2 separate regions of the Homo sapiens genome follow, and region 1 is linked to region 2. Evidence: read pairs that join two places in POLR2A ChIA-PET (ENCODE). Cell type or tissue: CD4-positive, alpha-beta T cell. All regions are shown on one strand. Region 1 overlaps LDLRAP1 (low density lipoprotein receptor adaptor protein 1). Region 2 overlaps RHCE (Rh blood group CcEe antigens).

Region 1 (2,500 bases), 180 kb after region 2:
GGTAGTAGCTAAACTGGAACTAGGATATCCGGGCCAGAGCCCTGTCCAGCAGGCTCCCGTCTGCCTGGCATCCCTCCACCCTCTTGCTTTGTCTCTAAGCAGATGGCTCAGCCCGTTGGTGCACAGGCCAGTAGTAGGGTCAGTAGATGTGTGTTGTGGGGGTCTGGCTGATGTCTTCCTCTCACCGGCCTGATCATACCTGCCTTCCTTTAGTCAACAGTTTCAGATACCTATTCTGCCAACGTCTGTGCCAGATGAGGACTCCAATCCTGCTCATTGCCCTCAAGGAGCTTCCACTCTAGTTGGGTATAGTCGGGAGGAAACAGGAGATAGAGCATAGTGTTCCAAAAAGGCAAGGAGGAGATCTGCCTGGGGAAATCCCGGAAGGCCTCCCAGGGGAGGCGGCACCTTGCTGGGGCTTGAAGAATAATAGGATCTAGTTTGTTGTTACCAAGGACCCAGTAACATTTAGAGCAGGAAGCTGGACCCCCTGGGATGGAGAAGAGGTAGGCAGGGACCTAACACCTTCACGCTCTGCCCACCGGGGTGTTGATGCCTGTGATTGAAGCTGGGGCCACATGGTTGAGGGGTGAGTCTATGGCGCTCCTGTCCCACCTCTGGGTTGAGGGGTGAGTCTGTGGTGCTCCTGCCCCACCTCTGGGCTACCGGCCCCTCCCCGATTGAGACTCTGAGGCTGACTGGAGGCAACGAGGAGGGACCAGACAAGTGAGGGAGGGTGGGAGGCCGAGGGCTCGGGTGGCCCCTAGGTTACAGGTGCGACTGGGGGCAGAGAGGGTGCTCCATGCAGAGGGAGTTGCTGTGTGTCTCCTCCCGGGCCCACTGGGGCTCCTTGTTGGGTCCTCGTCACACACGCACCCCACCCCTACTCCCAGCTCTTCACCCCTGGCCACAGCTCCAGAACTTGCAAGTGTCCCAGTCACCCTGAGAGAGATGGACCTGAATCTCACCAGACCTCTGGGCAGGGGCATGGATCGGAGGGCAGGTGGGGTGGGGGAGGCCAGGTGAAGGGCATTGGTGAGCAGGGGAGTGTCCTGCTTTCTGCTTCCCCTTCTGGCCAGTTGGCACACAGCCTTAAGAGGCAGCATGGCAGTCATGGCCTCTGGAGTCCTACAAGTGAGTTCAGGTCTGGGCTCAGGTCTTTAGCCTCAGTTTACTTCATCTGAAAAACATGGATAGTGATAGAACCCGTCTCAGAGGGTAGCTTTGAGAATCACATGAGGTGAGGTCTAGAAAGCTCTTGGCACATTGCCTGGTATGTGGTAAGGGTTCAGCTATTACTGTTTTGGGGTGTGGCTCAGTGTGGGATGGGAGGGAGAGGGGGAAGTGCCCTGCTTCCAGTCTTTACCCCATTCCTTCCTTCCTGCCTGGCCTGGGCCCCTCCTGCACAGATGGCCTAGGTACCCAGCCTGGAGGCCAAGGCTGGATTCCCAGAGTCTGCCCTGGTGGAGTGGGAATAGCAGGTTCTCTGCAACTCAGGGGAGCTGCCCTGCAGGGCTTCCCACATGTGCTCAGGCCCCTGTGCCAGGTCTGGTGATGCTTCCTCCTTGCCTTTCAGGATCTCCTATTGCACAGCAGACAAGATGCACGACAAGGTGTTTGCATACATCGCCCAGAGCCAGCACAACCAGAGCCTCGAGTGCCACGCCTTCCTCTGCACCAAGCGGAAGATGGTCAGCGGGGAGGGCTGGGGCGGGGACAGGGTCCAGTGGCCTTGGCAGCCTTGCTCTGGGTGGGGGGCTGTCTGGTGTGGGAGGCAGGACCCAAAGGTGACCATTACTTAAGAAGAGGGTGAAATCTCTGGGAACCCCAAGTGGGTGCCGAGAGCTAAGGGGTACAGTGGTGGGGCTGCAGGCAGGCAGGTGAACCGCCGGTCAGCTTTGTGTGGGCAGTAGCTGGCCCATGTCCCCAGTGTGTGTCTGGGCCTGTTCTCTCTGTAACGGGATTTGCTGGGTTGAGATTGTTTTGGATCTCCTGTCTTTAATATGGTCTAGGGATGCAGGGCCTTCTGGTGATTGGTCCTCGGAAATGGGAGATCAGGGGGGCCTAGGGTGGAAGGCAAAGGCGAGAGCCGTCAGAGAACCAGGCTTGCTGTGACTGGAGTGTGGAGGGCAATGGCTGTTTCTTGGTGCCTCCTGTGAGTTCATTCCAGCTGTGACCAGAGTGTGGAGGACAGTGACCGTCTCTCGGTGCCTCCTGTGTGTGCATTCTAGTGCTAGGCTTCCAGGTCTTCACTCGTTTAATTCTCACGGCTCTGCAAGGTGGCAACTGTTACTCTCTCCATTTTTTTTTCTTCTTTTTTTTAAAGTTTTAATGAGGAAACAGACTCCCAGAGGCCAGCTATCTTGCTGTCAGGGTTAGAGTGGGGGTTTAAACCCACGTTTCTTCCCCTCCCTGCGTGACTGGGGAGTTCAGAGCTCCTTGTCTCATTTCCAGGACACCCCCTGACCACATCTTAGCTGGGATGAGTGGGAACCTTGGT
Region 2 (2,500 bases):
GGGTTTCACCATGTTGACCAGGCTGAACTCGAACTCCTGACCTCAAGTGATCTGCCCGCCTTGGCCTCCCAAATTGCTGGGATTACAGACATGAGCCACCACATCTGGCCAGCCCCAGTTTTCTCGTTAGGCAATTAAAGATGAAGGTTCTATTTCTCTTGGGGCAAGGTGGGTGGGGTAGAGCTTGGCTTTCAGACCCATCTCCCCTGCCCATCCCTACCCCTTGAACATACTTCCAGGATCTCTCTCCTTCAAGGCAACCCCAGGGGTTCAATTCAAACATTAAGCTATTACGGGGGCCCCTGGATGCTGAATGTGATTGTCCCAGGGTTCAGCATGCACCTGGGCACTGCCAGCCCGTTCACTGCAGCCCCACGGATAGTTGTACACAACAAGCCAGTTTTTTAAGCCTTTCCTATTTCTTGTCTCAACAGGTGGGCAGCTCATGTTCTCATTTTTAAGACAAAGGAAAGCTCCAAGCCTGCAGCCTCATGGGGTGGACCCCACCTTGTATGTCATTTGGTTATCTTCCCTGTCTTTACTGATTGTTCATTATAAAGTGGGAGAAATAATCACAGTCCCTACCTCATAAGATCATAGGAGAGTGGAGAGAATTAAAAAGAATTACCTGCAGACTAGAAAAATAAATTAAGGCCGGGTGTGGTGGCTCACACCTGTAATCCCCGCACTTTGGGAGGCCGAGGCGGGTGGATCATGAGGTCAGGAGATGGAGACCATCCTGGCTAACACAGTGAAACCCCTTCTCTACTAAAAATACAAAACATTAGCCGGGAGTGGTGGCAGGTGCCTGCAGTCCCAGCTACTCAGGAGGCTGAGGCAGGAGAACGGTGTGAACCCAGGAGGTGGAGTTTGCAGTGAGCTGAGATCACGCCACTGCACTCCAGCCTGGGCAACAGAGCAAGACTCCATCTCAAAAAAAAAAGAGAAAAGAAAAATAAATTAAAAAGATAAAAAGAGTTGCCACCCTGCTGCTCTTGTAGGGAGTGCAGATGTCAACAACTACCTGCCCAACCATTCAGGCAGCCATCCCCCCTTCCGTGTGGCAAGCTCCAGGCCCTCATCTTTGCCATCTTTGTATATATTCAATAGTTTGCTTCCTCCCCAGCTCCAAACACAGTTCAGGTTATCAAAACCTCAGGGAAATGTTTGTTGAATGACTGAAAAATGGAGTCAATTACTCAATTCATTGATCTAAAATTAAGTGATTTTTAGAAAAAAATTCAGGGGGACATATGCATGACCTTGCAAATTTCTTTTTTTTTTAGATGGAGTCTTGCTGTGTCACCAGGCTGGAGTGCAGTGGCGTGATCTCAGCCTCCCGAGTAGCTGAGACTACAGGCAAGAGCCACAACGCCCAGCTAATTTTTTGTATTTTTAGTAAGGACAGGGTTTCACCATGTTGGCCAGGATGATCTCGATCTCTTGACCTTGTGATCTGCCAGCCTCAGCCTCCCAAAGTGCTGGGATTACAGGTGTGAGCCACCGAGCTGGCTGCAAAAATTCTTAAACAGGACATAAAAGAACTAAGCATAAAGGGAACAATGATAAATTGGGCTATATTAAAATTAAGAACCTCCTTGTTCAAAAGACACCATTAAGAAAGTAAAAGGTGGGCTGGGCATGGTGGCTCACACCTGTAATCCTGGCACTTTGGGAGGCCAAGGTGGGCCAAAGTTGAGGCTAGGATTCAAGATCAGCCTGGCCAACATGGCAAAACCCTGTCTCTACCAAAAATTATTTTGTCTATACAAAAATTCGGTGGGCATGGTGGCATGCACCTGTAATCTAAGCTACTCAGGAGGCTGAAGTATGAGAATTGCTTGAACCTGGGAGGCAGAGGTTGTAGTGAGCTGAGATAGCGCCACTGCATTCCAGCCTGGGTGACAGAAGGAGACTCTGTTTCAAAAAGAAAGAAGGAAAAAGGTAAGCCACATAGTGGGATTCATATCCAGGATATGTAAGGAATTCCTAAAATCAATAAGAAAAAGACAGAACACCACAATAGAAAATGGGCAAACTAACTTGAATAGACATTTCACAAGAAAAGATATTCAACTGTCCAAAAAGCATATTAAAAGTGCTCCATTTAGTTAGTTATTGGAGATATCAAAATGTAAAAAATAGGTTTCACTGCTAAATGACTAATCAAAAAGAAGGAAAACACCAAGTGTTAACAAAATGTGGAGTAAAAGGAGCTTCTATACACTACTGGTGATTAGATTGGCGCAAACTACTAGAGAAAACTGTTTAGCAGTAGCCACTAAGGCTGACTGTGTGAATACTGTATAACTCAACAATTTCACTTCTAGGCATATAATCAACAGAAGTGCATTCGTGTGCTCCAAAAACAAAAGTGCTAGAATGTTCAGAGGAGCAATACTAGAATATTCATAATAGCTCCAAACTGGAAACTACCCAAATCCTCCTCAATAATGGATAAATAAATTCTGCTGCATTCACACAATGGAACACTTGTTCC

What was found. ChIA-PET counts read pairs that join two places held together with the same protein. Peaks named below come from ENCODE experiments on the same cell type or tissue, not always from the same donor. Only the 100,000 strongest peaks of a DNase experiment are listed, where the experiment ranks them.
Region 1: POLR2A ChIA-PET joins it to region 2 with 10 read pairs; 2 of 35 experiments call an interaction of 5 or more read pairs at or near these places.

The regions. Positions count from the first base shown.
Region 1 is chr1:25,555,577-25,558,076 of GRCh38, forward strand. LDLRAP1 (low density lipoprotein receptor adaptor protein 1) reads left to right here. Exons shown (of 9, transcript NM_015627.3): 4 at 1,577-1,691. Among named protein-coding and RNA genes, the nearest start is that of LDLRAP1, 13 kb to the left of the region's middle. In CD4-positive, alpha-beta T cell, no CTCF peak of the experiment used is centred here; a DNase peak (open chromatin) is centred at 1,285; H3K4me3 peaks cover 575 bases; H3K27ac peaks cover 2,104 bases.
Region 2 is chr1:25,375,981-25,378,480 of GRCh38, forward strand. The region is part of intron 7 of RHCE (Rh blood group CcEe antigens); the gene reads right to left. Among named protein-coding and RNA genes, the nearest start is that of TMEM50A, 39 kb to the left of the region's middle. In CD4-positive, alpha-beta T cell, no CTCF peak of the experiment used is centred here; no DNase peak of the experiment used is centred here.